Linked DNA regions of Mus musculus: region 1 is linked to region 2. A link is a contact called in ENCODE Hi-C or POLR2A ChIA-PET data. All regions are on one chromosome and are shown on one strand. The core of a region is the stretch at or near the end of the contact, and the rest is flanking DNA. Distances in the headings are between cores, read along the strand shown. Region 1 overlaps Pacrg (PARK2 co-regulated). Region 2 holds the start of Qk (quaking).

Evidence for each region. A loop is a pair of places that touch in the nucleus more often than their neighbours do. ChIA-PET counts read pairs that join two places held with the same protein, here RNA polymerase II (POLR2A).
Region 1: a loop to region 2 is called in a map of heart, with 5 times the contacts of the local background. The contact joins the enhancer-like site here to the promoter of Qk in region 2. A Hi-C loop is called at or near these places in 11 of 37 maps with a recorded cell type or tissue (Patski, gastrocnemius, heart and 1 more). POLR2A ChIA-PET finds 5 or more read pairs at or near these places in 1 of 5 experiments (Patski).

The regions. Positions count from the first base shown.
Region 1 is chr17:10,739,589-10,746,571 of GRCm38, forward strand. All of the region lies in intron 2 of Pacrg (PARK2 co-regulated), which reads right to left. Among named protein-coding and RNA genes, the nearest start is that of Gm16169, 65 kb to the right of the region's middle. Within about 2 kb of position 5,648, at least 1 of the 3 ENCODE cell types and tissues checked has a DNase peak (open chromatin) inside an H3K27ac peak, as active enhancers do; it is heart, where a contact is called at or near this core.
Region 2 is chr17:10,317,861-10,324,566 of GRCm38, forward strand. It overlaps Qk (quaking), which reads right to left and starts at 1,501. Exons shown (of 8, transcript NM_001159517.1): 1 at 872-1,501. The coding sequence starts at 1,013. It overlaps Gm46608, which reads right to left and starts at 5,551. Exons shown (of 1, transcript XM_017317774.2): 1 at 1,791-5,551. The coding sequence starts at 2,485. The coding sequence ends at 1,859. Cahm (colon adenocarcinoma hypermethylated RNA) reads left to right here and starts at 2,059. Exons shown (of 1, transcript NR_037588.1): 1 at 2,059-3,281.

The sequences.
Region 1 (6,983 bases), core at 4,398-6,897, 430 kb after region 2:
AATAAAATAAAATAAAATAAAATAAAATAAAATAAAATATCACATGCTAGGCAGCTGCAGCAGGGGGGTTTTGCACAAGCAAGCAGTTTAACAGAAGCTAAGGTAAGTTAGTTGGGGCATCTTGACCTTGGGATCCTACAACAGAGTTGGGTGATTTTTCACAGGATTCTCCATGAAGGAGATCAAATTCCAGTTAAACCTGAAATGACCTCAGCCAGAATACAAGACGGAAGAATCTCTGCACTGTCTCACTCTATCATGATATCATTTAATATTCTTATACTCTAATTTTATTTTTGGTACAGGGGATTGAACCTGGGGCCTTGTGTGTGCTACAAACATGCTCTGTCATCTAGCTACACCCTCCTCAGCCTCTGTAACCTTTGCATCAACTTTTTCTAAGGTTGACCTATGAGTGAGAACAGGTATCATGTGTTAGCTGGTTTAATAAGACATTGGACCAAGAATACATCAAGTTATTAATGGGTCATCAAGAAGTCCCATTAACCCTTTCAGGTCCAACATTGGATTGCTTCAGTTCTCACAGATGCTTCTGCCCTTGAGTAAAGCCATGCTTTCTAGTGCTCTTTCCTGCCAGCTGGGGGGTGGGGCGGGGCGGTGTAATGCACATTTCCTTTGCTAACAGAAGGGAAGGAATGCACAGCCCTGTAAGATGCAGCTCTTCTTGTCCATTGTTCTGCTCCCTGATACATGTTGACAGCAGATTTACAGGAAGTGGCCTCACCTAATTTGCATCTGTATTGATATATTTGGTGAGTAGGGAAGGAAGTCAGCAGATTACACTGTAATCAGGGGAGGGAGGGAGGACTTCACATACTCTCTCAATGACTACACAAATGCATCAGATTTTTAAACCATATTCTTACACAGTAAATGATTTGCATGAAGCGCCAGAACACGGGCAGAATAATGACCCACTCAAACTCTCTAGGGCTCTCATCTGGAACACGTCTCCAGTTTTCTCATCCATGACACATACCCCAAGCCTTTCAAAGCCATATCTCTTGATTAAAATTTAGAGATTTGCAACAATATATTGACCAGTCAATTAGAAATTAGAGGATACATTAAATATTAGATCTCAGCTTGCAAAGATAAATGCTATATTTTGCCAAACCTTAAAAAACAAAAAACAAAACCCTCTGCTTCAGCAAGTAGAATAAACAATGGTTTTAAGACCCTGTGATACAAGCAAAAGGCTCCTTATCATTTGTTAAATAAAAATATGATAAGCCATATAGTAAGACAGTAGAGCACAGGGAAAGACACACCAAGAAGCCAGTTGGCAGAGAAAGACGGGAAATCCTTCCTCATGGGGGTAGGGAGGGCTACTTTGAGGGCTAAAGTTATATTTGAAGTTTACATTGCTAAGCTTAAACAATCTGTAAAACAAAAATGTCTCTAACCTGTAAGCTCCACTTGCTCAAGGAAAGATAACTTTCTGGAATGCGGGGGTGGGCTGGGGGGTGGGCAATGGTGTTCGTGTAAGACTGCAAGGAACATGTGTCCACTTGTATAAATAAGGTTGGCTGTCCCAGCTGCACAGGGTGTGCTTGACTGATCACTTGTAGGTGGGAGATACCTAGACAAGAAGTATGTTGGGATATATGTTTGCCCTTGATTGGACGAAGGCAGGAAAGATCTAGTCTTGTGAGGTTTGCTTTATAAGCCGCTGTCTCGTATACTGAAGTGTTATTCTCTGGGAATCCCAGATATGGATCTGGCCAATGTCTATCTTCCTGACCAGTATTTACTAAAGCTTGCTCCAAATTTGGTTAAAAAAAGTGGGGTAGTAGTCTTACTCTTGCCCAGTGGGATTAACACTACATTCAAGGAACAGAATATACCACAAACCCCTGCAATACACAAACATGGGAGTGATGGGTACTATGCAAATGACCTGTAAAGGATCATGAAGGCCCTAGCTCAGGAGACTTGGAACACCACAGACTGTTTCCCCTCCACACGAGCCCAGGTTCATTCTTTCTCTCTTAATATACTGCTTGTAGCTCTATTTCTAACCATGTGTCGTGTCCCTGATCTAGTTCTCTATCCTGGGACACAAAAGCCTGTATACCTCAGTGGATGCCCTGGGATTCAGATCCATGCCTGTAACAACAGGACTTAACTTTTATATCGCTATTAGGTTATCAAGTTGATAAAGTTTACTATAAAAAAGGCACGTTTTTCAAAAAAAAAAAAAAAAAAAAGACAAGATTCTAAAACTCATTTTCCTACTACTTCCTAAAACTCAATTTTCTAAAACCTTTTTATTTTACATTGTCATTGCTCACAGATCTCTTTGGTGATGAGCACAGTTTACTTATGATTACTAAGTTTAGAGAAATGAAATACTGCGATCTGTAGAACGTTGTGTGTACAAAAACTAGTCACGTCAGTCTTCCTTTCATTTACAGACCATATGTGTTGTAAGTGAACTAAAATTAGAAGATCTCTGGGACCTCAACTTCTCTCAATCCTGTCATGCTGCTGTCTGTCTGTCTGTCTATGTGTTTGCCCATGGTGTTAATAAAACTTCTAATAAACCTCTTGCTCAAAGGAAAAAGAATGGTTATAAAAAGCCCGTCAAAGGGTTGATCTTTTCCCCTTGCTGTTTTGTGTCCTCCTTGCTCTCCCCACCTCCCAGACCACCCTGCCCTTCAGAGACTGCCGCAATTTAGATAGGAAAGCCTTTGCTCCTGGAGGGGAGAAAACTTGATCTTTTCCTACCCTACTGCAAGGGTTCTGGGCCACAGAGCAGCAAGAGAAAAGCTTAGCAAATGCGTGTAGCCAAAGTTTATGCACACACAGAAAATAAGACCAAAGACCCCAGGAAACAGCCTCTGTGTGCTGACTCCTATCCAGGATTGGAGAGCCGTGCAGAAACCCCCCTGGAAGCAAGCATTTGCTTCTCAGCCATTGTGATAAAGGGAATTCTGAAGAGAGCAAGGTGCGTCTTGGAAGAACAGGCTTAAGAAGAACAGAAGAGGCCAGAAACCAGCCTTGCTGCCTGCTGTTGACTGGGAATTCTGGTTCTGTTTCAACGTTGTGCAGAACGGAACACAGGAAGGCCAGAGGATGACCTCCACAGAACCATCTTTGGGACGGTGAATCTGAGCCCTGTGATCCATTCAGTTAGGAGCTGTAATCAATTTAATTTCTAGATAATTTAATTGTAAAAGATAGTTCTGTTTGGTTCAGATTTAACTGCTCAATAGGGCAAAATTGAAAAGTTCTCAAGTAGTTGGGTGGAATGCATTCTATCAGAAATGAAAGCAAACAAAGACCGAGGCACATTTGAGACCCTTAAATGAAATGCTTTTATCACGCTACCTTTCTTACCGTCACTCTGGCCATTTTTGATTGATTTTAGGCCCTGGGACAAGGCTAGGGACAAGGTGCTGAGATGCATATCTTGCATACTAAAGAGACCTGGCCTCTAGGTTCTCCCAACATCCCTCAGTTCCTACCTAGCATATCCTGCACCCAATTCTGAACTTTCCAGCCTAGAGGCTGGACTGCCTTCCCCCCAGAGGCTCTTCCCTACATAATCCAGACATTTTGCTAATTCTCCCCCTCCCTCCTTCCCTTTCTCCCTTTCTCTTCCTCCCTCCCTCCCTCTCTCCTCTTTTCCATTCTCTCCCCTCATTCTCTCTCTCTCTCTCTCTGCACTTTCTCTCTTCCCCCTCCCCTCGTTCTCCCTCCCCATAGTGACTTCTCTGGACTCAGTCTTTGGGGCCAGTGAAGCTGCCCCAGAGCAGTAGCTTCCATATCCATATCCATATCCATATCCATATCCATATCCATATCCATATCCATATCCATATCCATATCCATCTCTGTCTGTCTATCTATCTATCTATCTATCTATCTATCTATCTATCTATCTATCTATCTATATCTGGCTTGGATTGACTTATTTTGGATTACCACAGAGAAAAAACTTACAATTTCTTAAGATCTATTTTTAGGTTAGGGAACAAAGGAAATTGCAAAATGTCAAATAAAGAAACTGGTCCTGTAGCCACTCCATTAGTATGCAGTACTTTGAAAAAAAAATAGAGAAACCCAAGATGTCTCCAGTTTAAAAGTTTCTGAAAACAAGAATGGCCCTGAAGTGTACATGTTCCTACAGTCTGATTCTGTTCTCATAGGGGCCACCAGTTAATTACTGTCAGGCTCAGGATGTGAAGCCACCAATATCTTCATGCAGAGTATTCTCTACAGAGAAGAAGCAAGGAAGCAGATCTGCAGGAGGGTCCCGTCATGGCCGGTGCTCTCTCTCTAGTGAGGACGCTGGAAACTGGAATTTCTTGCCTTCTCCAAGGCAGCTTTGGAGCCTAGGAAGGTCACTCTTGCCCTGCCTTCGATGGAGCCTCACATGACAGGAAGGAAGGAAAGCAATACAGGAACTCTGAGGAGAACGCTCTCACACGACTTTGTTAAGTTTCCTAGTGCACTGTCTGAACTACACAGATGAGCGTGCTACCTAGTTTATTTCTGAAGGATGCCTGTGTCACAAAGTTCTCGCTAGGCATTTCTTTGTTGCTATTGCGGCCTCAGTCCTGTTCCTCGTGATGGATTAGGAGAAGATAACATTTCTTCAGCCTGTAACATCCTTGGGTATTATAATCCAGGGCCACAGTCTACTGAATATTCTTAGACACATCAGCACAATTATTAAATCGATCTGGATGTTTAAATTAACAGTTGATGTTTTCCAGTAATTTTTCATAAATCATTTGGTTTGCCAGATAATAACAAGAATATGTACACATTTATTTTTAAAGAACCGTCTGTCGAGTTGCATAAAAGGCAAGTTCGATATGATGGCCAGAAAAGACAGGAATGGGGCAGGCGGCATAGTTCCATTCCTCCAACAAAGTGTGGACAATGAGCATATTTTATATTTAGATTTGGTTTATTGAGGGGACCTTAAACTTTTTTTTAAAGTGCACATGAATCGTCTGGAGAAATCAGAGTCTAAAGTGATTAATTAGAACTTATTTTGTCCTGAACAGATTTACTAAGCATTTTTCAAATAGCCACAATGTTTGTAATTACCAGAATCACACCTCCATTGGCCAGCCTTACTTACTTCATGCATGAACAACAATCTGATTGAGCACTCTTGTTAGGGTTTCATTCTGCGCTGTAATTAGCCATAATCATAGCCTTCCTGGGTGCATGAGAATGTGCAAGCAACTATTCACAGACTCAGCCCATTTGAATATGAATCTTCTCAGTGAGGAGCAATAAAGCAGGAGAAACAAAACAGTTTCTCTAGGGAATCCAGTGAAGCCTCTCTCCTCTGATTCTGCCCCCTTCAAAATGTTCTCCCTCCAGGCTCTGGATTCTATTTGCTAAAACAAGGGTGGCTTAATGAAGACAATGGCCTATTATTCCTTAAGTGACACAGGAGGGCCCAAGTATTACAGGCTTAGTTCTTTCAGTCTTTGCTAAGGACACAAGGAACAAAAGAACAAGCAATTGTGTGTGGAGAAGAGAATTCGGTTCAGGCTCCACTTGGGGACCACTCAGAATGAGATGGGGCCATGCTATTCTTACGCTCTGAGGAGGCTGGTGCATGCTGGCTTTCTTCTCTTTCTTCCCCTCTTCACCCCCCTGCAAATGACTCAGGCATTACAGAAAAAGGCTCCAAGCAGCAGGGATAGAAAGCAAAGGCTTAGTGGAGGAGGGGTGACATTTCTGATCCCATCCCAAGCACATTCAAAGTGAGCCACCTACTGGCAAGCTCCTCTCTTCCTGTTCTCCTCACGCTCTAATCCCCTCAACTCTTAAGGGAAGACCTAGGGAAACAGGCTGAGATCAGCCACAAGGATTTTCAGCCAAAAATGGAGACATAAAATAGGAATGCCTTCATGGCAGTATGGAGTCTTTGAGAGAAAACGGTTTGGACCAGTAGAAGTATGCCAAAATGTCAGACATGAAGGGTTGCTTAAAATGCTGTGTGCTCCGCACAGAAAATTAAAGATGACTCTAGTTTACTAAAATATATTGATTTCGAGATTCATGAAGTTAAGTCAACTAATCGTTTAAACCAGTTAAACCACATCAGAATGGTCTTGCCCTTGACTAACTTTCAGTTCTTCAATGCATTTGTTTCCTGTTTTGTTGCTTGTTGTTTTTTTGTTTCAGAGACATTATACACCGCTAATAAAATATCTGTTTGAATTCTTTGTGGGCATTTTTACCACGGGAAGGCTCAAGGGCTGTAATGTGACCCTAATCATTTTCTGACCACCTTACAAGTTTAGGATCTGCATCATCCTGACAAAGTGAGCCCTCTAAGACTACCTGAAGGAATCAACTACTGGAATTTCAACTGTGGTCTCCTGTTCGTAGGTACGCGAATGTGTGTGTGTGAGAGTGCATGCGTGCATGCATGCATGTATAATCACATTTGAAGGTCTGAGTAAAACTGTGACCATTCCTGGTACAGTATGGTATACATTTTGGGGTCACTAGAAGTGACAACCAAAGGCATGTCATTGAAGAGATCTGACATGCTGAATCATGTCTCCTACCAGGTGTACATTATGAACCTGGTAAGTCCAACAGAGCCAGGGTCACACTCTCCTAAGAAGGGACTCAGTATGCTGATGTGCTGAGGTCACCTTGTTAACCTGGAAGTTGTAGACATTTTCACAAATCTCTCACCATAAGATGCATTTTCACGAACATGAGGACTTCTTCGGAATATCCCCTGATGGTCTCTCTAGTGGGGTTCTTACCCTATTTGTAGGCTATTTTCTTGTTTAAAGCTACTATATTGTTTTCATAGAATAATATGTGATTTCAAACAGACTTATCATACTTAAATCACTCTGAAAAGCACAAGAATGCCCATGACATTAGTTTAAACTGAAGGCTGACAGAGGCCACCATTCCTAATATTTTTTCTTAAAATTTTTTTTTTATTTCATGTACATTGGTGTTTT
Region 2 (6,706 bases), core at 251-2,750:
AGAAACTACTCGCTACTCGATTTAAAACAGACTTGTTGGTCCTATCCCACCCCCCAACCCCGCCCCGGGCGTCCACAGAAACCTACAGCTACTGGGAACTAACACTCCAGGTCGCTGCTATGAGTAGTTCCTAAAGGAATTCCAGAGCTGACCAGCATTAATCTCCAGTCAGTCTTCGCTCCCCACAGCGCTCCTAACTCGGCTTGTGCAAACTTCTGCTCTATTTTATCCCCGTCCTTTCAAACTTCCAGCTCCCCGCCCTGCAAACGCAGGCGGCTACGCCGGGAGCGAACCCTCCGCCCCAGTTCTTCCAAACTCGGATTCCGTTCAGGTCTGTCCTCGCGGTATTTCGTACTCCTCCCCCACCACCACCACCACAGACTAAAGAAAAAAAAAAAAGTGAAGTTAAACTCCCAAACAGTTCTCGCTTCCCCAAACAAAAGGACAAAAAGTGTTCTACTCTGTCATTTCGTCCTCGCCTTCGGCCACATAAGCACTACTTTTCTTCGGTACCCTACGTGATTCCTGGACATCTCGGGGTCCGATCGGGTACTGCGGGCCACGCAACTCTACCGAAAAGAGCCCGCTAAGCCGGGGCTCCGCGGGCCAGGCGAGGCGGAGCTCGGGGAATCGCGTGGCCCCGCCGGGCCGGCCGAGATGGCCGGGATGGCGGGGAGCCTAGCCGCCGCGCCGTCGGGAGCCGGCCGCAGCCCCGCAGCCCCGCGCGCTCCCGGGTCCGCCCTCGGGCCTGGCCCGGCCCCGGCCGGGCCGCGAGCCGCCCGCGCCGCCTTTGTGCGCCCGCCCGCCCGCCCGCCTGACCTTCCCGCCGCCCCGCCATCCCGGGCCGCCGCGCCGGGGCCGGGCGCCTCACCTTCGTCCAGCAGCCGCTCGAGGTGGTTGAAGATCCCGCAGAAGTTGGGCAGGCTGCTCATGAGCTTCTTGTCGTTCATCAGCTGCATCAAATAATCTGGGGTGGGCTTCGGCTTCTCCTTCGTTTCCATTTCCCCGACCATATTCCAGGCTCCGCAGCTCACTCCGCCCGCCGCCGCCGCCGCCGGAGGAGAGGAGGGAGGGGCGGGGGCGAGCTCCGGCCGCCGGCCGCTCGGGACGCGGCGTCCCGCTCCGCGCCGGCTCCCGCTCCGGCTCCCGCGCCGAGCCCCGGGGCGGCCGGCTCCGCGCGCCCGCCCGCCCCCCGCAGGCACTTTCGCCCGGCCCGACGCGCCGCGGCCGCCGCTCCTCGGCCGCCCGGCGCGGCTCCCCTCGCGAGGCCGGCGGCAGAGGCGGGTCTCGGGCCGAGCGCGGCGCGGGGCCGCTGCGCCGCGAGGAGCCGGGGGGCCGCTCGTCGGCCGGTCGCGCCGCCTGCGCCGGAGCTCGCGAGTCTGCGGTGCTGTCCGCCGCGGCGCTCCGCGTTACCGCCGCCGCCGCCGCCGCCGCGCTCCGACTGCGCTCCTCCTCTTCCTCCGCGGCTCTCCTCCTCCTCACTCACTTGGCGGCGGAGTTCGCCTCAGTTCAGGCGGCGCCGCCGCCCCTGGCCGCTCGGGCGGGACGGCCGGCGCAGGGCCGGGCCGCGGCGGGGAGGACGCGCGCCGGTGGCCGCCCGCGCGGGGCCGGGGTCGCGGCTGAGGGGGACGCGGGCGGCGGCGCTGGCTCGTCGGCGCGCTGTTGCTGAGGCGGCGGGCGCGGTCGGGTGCGGCGGCTGAGAGGAATCCCGGCGGGACTCTCCGCGACGCGCTGCGCTCGCCGCCGCCCGGGCCTCGCGTCCGCGCGCGTTACTATAGTTTGGGTTTTTTTTTTTTTTCTTAAACCTCTTCGTCCACCTTCCTCGCTACCCCCTCAAAAAAAAAAAAATTTTTTTTTTTTAAACGTCCTGTTGCTTCACTGGGGACTCTCGGGTGGGCGTCACGTGTCCAGACACGTAGCCGAGAGGCTGAGAGCGCGTGCGCGCGTCGAGGACTGTGACCACGCCCCTTCCGAGGGTCGCTCCGCCCCACCTGGCGGAGAGCGCGCCGTGGGGGCGGGGGGTGGGGGGGAAGCGGGCCTGGAGCGCGCCTGCGTGGGGGTGGAGCGGGACGAAGATGGCCTGCGGACGGAGGAGCGGGACCGAACCGTTCTGGCGCGGCGCCCACCTCGCGGGGCGGGAAACCCGGCCGTCGGATCGCTTGGGGTGCGAGGTGGCGGCGGACTGAGTTGGCGTGGGCGCCCACACCGCAAGTGTCTCCGGCGGTAGGGACTCCAGTGAGGTTTCCCCTGGAGCCAGCGCCACGCGTGACGGGCCTCGCGTTGCCGTGGGCTGCGAGGCGGCCCCGGACCGTGGGCGGAGACGGCACACGCGTGCGCACCCACGGGCGTGCGGGCGGGCTCTGTTCCATGCGGCGTGACGCGCGGTTCCGTTAATCCTCACCGCAGGTTCCAGTCCCTGGTGGCGGAGGCGCTGGCTCCTCAGCGGTGCGGCCCCCGCACAAGGGAGCCTGTGTGAGGAGTACATATTCGGGGAAAAAACGAAGTGGCCAACGCCTATTTTTACCTACTTGACAAAAATAAATAAATAAATGACAGGCAGAGGGCCAGGACAGGGGCTTTCTATGGCGTGTAGAGGAAGTTCTGCCGGTTACATTTGTTTCGGAAACAATGTTCCGAATTGCAGCAATGAAGTCCTGCGATTTATAGAAGCTGTCGGTCATTAAATCTGCATCATCCCTGTTTTGTTGCAAGTTCTCTATAACATGCTCCATTAAAATGTAGACAAGATTGTCAAATTAACCATTTTGAGAGTTGGCCCTGGCTATAATTTTCTGGGAATCATCTCACTGTATTTTAAATGTGTACGTAAGCAGGCTAGTTGGATTGCTTTTTTTGTTGTTGTTGTTTTAAACTTTGATTTACGCGATTTCTAAAGAGCATTTTCGAAGTTTGTGTGGTACCAACGGTATTTAAAGCAATTTTACTCTTTTCCTGGCCAGTAGCTTCTGATTATTTTATTTAAAGACTACAGTTTGGGTTGGTTTGGGTTTTGGTTTTCTAGTTGTCCATTAAACTACGTTTTTTAGAGCAAATGATGAACAAAGTTAACATGTAATTGAAATAATTTTAATTTTCCAACAATGGCTATAGTAGTTCTTAGTACTATAGATAATCCCTTAATTATCTCTAAACAATAAATTAGTGAAAGCATGGAATAATTTGATCAAAAAGCTGTTACTACATTTTCTAAATCTTTCTTCAGAATCTAGAAAAAAACGAGGTTTCTTTCTTGTATATTATTAAAAAATATTTTGTCACTGAATTATTATACATTGTCTGTGTTTGTGCAAGAGAAGTCCCCTTTGTAAGTTGGTCACACTTATAGGCCCTTTGGTAACTGCTCTCCCTCTATAGCTCAATCAGAGCAGTCCTGTACCTTAGGCAATCCTGGCAGCCCCAAGTTTTACATAAGAGGAAACCCCTGAAGAGGAAGAGGGAAACTGAATAATTTTATCCAGCACTATAGCCAATGAGCCCTATCTGCTGTTCAAATCCATGTATATTTTATACCAGAGTGCCCCCATCCCCATTTTACTGACCCTATCCAGTAAATCCTTTGAATTCATTACAGTGTTACATAATTTTTGACCCATATGTCCAACCACTTTTATAATGTAGTTGAATGAAAATAATAGGCAATATTCATTCACCATGGCTCAATCCCTGGTGGACCCATCACTTGGAAATAGTAGCCATTTAGTGCATTTTCTCTTCCCCTGCTTAGTTTTGCCTGATTTCTCAGGTTAAGAAAAAAAATATCCAGAGTTTCCCAAGACCTATTAGGCCCCAAGAGATGTTGCTGCCCAAGCTCACTAGATGGACTCCTCATGTGTCTTGACCTCTACACATGCTTGGCATCTGTAGGGCTCTGGGCTTGGTGTACCCTTGTAAAGTTTTCCCTAGTTGCCCAAAAGCCCCACTCCAGCTCCCATATGCCACCTCTATTTTTTGTTAAATGTTTAGTTGTTTCTGTCACATTTCTCACATGCCATGTCAGATCTGTGCGTCAGTTTGTTTGCCATCAGAGACTCTCACGCTTTGAGAGTTCCTAACCCCAACAACAGCACATGTGTAGGCTCTCATGACTTTGGTGTTCAAAGAGGAGTGTCATTAGCTAGTTGCATACTTGAGGTTAAAATTCTTACCTGATTTAGTTCCTTCAGTGCTTCCCCCGACACGTGGGGAGGTGTGAGTAGCCATATTTGAACTGAGATGGTTGGTTGCCTAGGAACAGCTTAGTGGCTAGTGGAGGCAGTCCAGGACTGTACAGCAAGTGAACACATGGCCTTTGGGGCCACTGACCTTGCCCAGGCACTCATCCATAGGCTCCCATCTTTGTCTGTCTCCCACTCTTCTGCACATTGTGCACATGTATTGATCACACAACATGATGAATGCAATGTAGACTACAAAGTTTATTGAGATATGTACCTTCAAGCTTACAATCTCAGCAATTATTATAGATCCTTCAGTCCTGTTATTGCAAACATTCTAATACAGTTTTCAAAATGTGCAGGATAAATGTACATGAAGATAGGTATACACAGGTATATGAAGATCCTTGTAATAGCTCTTTCAGTGAAAACTCGTCTATTAACAATAAAATTGGCTCTTCATTTTTATACTAATTAGCTAGGAGTGGAAATGTGCTTTCTGTTCAATTTCATTGGCTCTACTAGCTTGTTGCATCTCTCCACATTTAGAGTAAAAACTTAACAATATTCCAAGCAGGTCTGTCTTTATTGCCATGGAGTTTTTTATAAGAACTAAAAACTGCACATTCAATGTATGATGGTTCTTTGTTCCAATATTCTTTGAAAGAAATAATCTAAATTATAAAAATTTCTATGAGGGGGATGGGAGGAGTCTAGGTATGTTTGTATAATTAACTCCACAAAACGTTCGAGTATCCTCCTAAACTATAAAGTGGTTTATCATATAGATACTGTTCAGAGCATTGAAAATGATGTAGGGATTGTGGTCATGTTCAAATGTGAAACTTCAGCATTTGAAGATTAGGGCCCGGAGAGTTGTTATTTTTCGGTCTATGTCTCTATATGTGTGTGCATTTAGCACGATTGTCTTATTTATTTTGTATGCAAGAAATCAGTCCAGTAGTAGTAGTAGTAGTAGTAGTAGTAGTAGTAGTAGTATGTCTTCCTTTCACTAAAGCATGTTTATATCTCTAGTAAGATGAGGAGCGTGACTCCCTCGACTGCTGTAGTGTGATTTGTGATTACAGAGCTAATGTGATCCTTCCAGATGTAGCCCCAGCATCCAGCTTCACCCCCTGCCCAGCAGTTAAATATTAACTGGTAGTGTAAAGTTTCTGCTCATTTGACCCTAAATGAAACTGTAGAGGTAGAAACACTCAGAGCAGGATGCAGGCCCTCATGCCATGTAATGTGACCTTCTCATTCCACATTTATACAGATCTTCAAGCAAAAAATAACTATTAATTTTAGGACTCTACACTGAGCTTCAAATGCACTCTGTGTTGACCAATTTTCATACTGACTCAGAGCATTCATTTCAGTAGTGCTTCTCTGGATTGGGCTAATTTCATGGTTTTTTCTCTTCAGGATCTAGACCTGAAGAGAATCTAGGACCTCAGAATGAGTGGGTGATTAGGTTATTTTACTATGTTCAGTAGATACCATTTGGTTCAGTGTGTTAATTTTAAACAGCTAATGTGGAGAAACATTTTATAAGCAAAGGATATAACTACTTAGGTCGTCCCCAGACACTTAATCCAAATGCCATTTTCTCTACTACAGCTTAGAGACTGGATGTATTTTCCTGGTAATTGTGGCATATGTGACTTCTAAACTGAGTTTCCAGAAGGTCGGTGTGAGACTTACCAGGAGTGCTCTGGGGAGTCAGACACTTCAGTTATTTCAGTACACTGGTGCCAAGTTGCTAATTGCCTCAATTTTACAGCTGAGACAGTGACTGGTCCACGAGTCAGTAAACCCTGGAGACAGGATTCATTCACATCAGACCTTCAAAGTGACTGGACTTCAGGAAGTTAAATCAGGATGCCCAGGAACTAACTCACTCTCTCTCTCTCTCTCCTCTCTCTCTCTCTCTCTCTCTCTCTCTCTCTCTCTCTCTCTCTCTCTCTCTCTCTCTCCCTCTCTCTCCCTCTCTCTCCCTCTCTCTCTCTCTCTCTCCCCGTATTAACTGGTCAATAAAGGCTAGAGCCTGTGATTGGCAGTGGAGGGGAAAGGTGGGACAAGAAGTCTTTGGAGTGAGGCCAGGTAGAGAGGAGAAGTGAAGGAGAGAGCATGGAGAAGAGGAGAAGGAAGCAGTAATGGAGCAGAACTACCTGGCCAGGAGAAACTGGAAGTAGTAAGGGCCTTATAGGTGGGGGGTCAGTTAGACTAGTATTAGATATGCCCTTATAAGGCTTATAGCTTATAATTATAATAACTGAATTGCGTGTTTTTTTATACGGGACTATTGGGGTTGGAAATTCCAGCAACACATAAAGAGGGAGAAGGGAACAAGCTAGGGGAATCCTGGAGAGGGGGCTGGGGTAGGTACAATCAATATACATTGTATCCATGCAACCAACTGTCAAAGAATCAGCATTTGGTTAACTGCCTTGCGGTCTCTGAGTGTATAAAGTCCTTAGGGTTCTTTCCTAACAAGTGGAAAGAATGAGAACGCGACTCCGTGTATT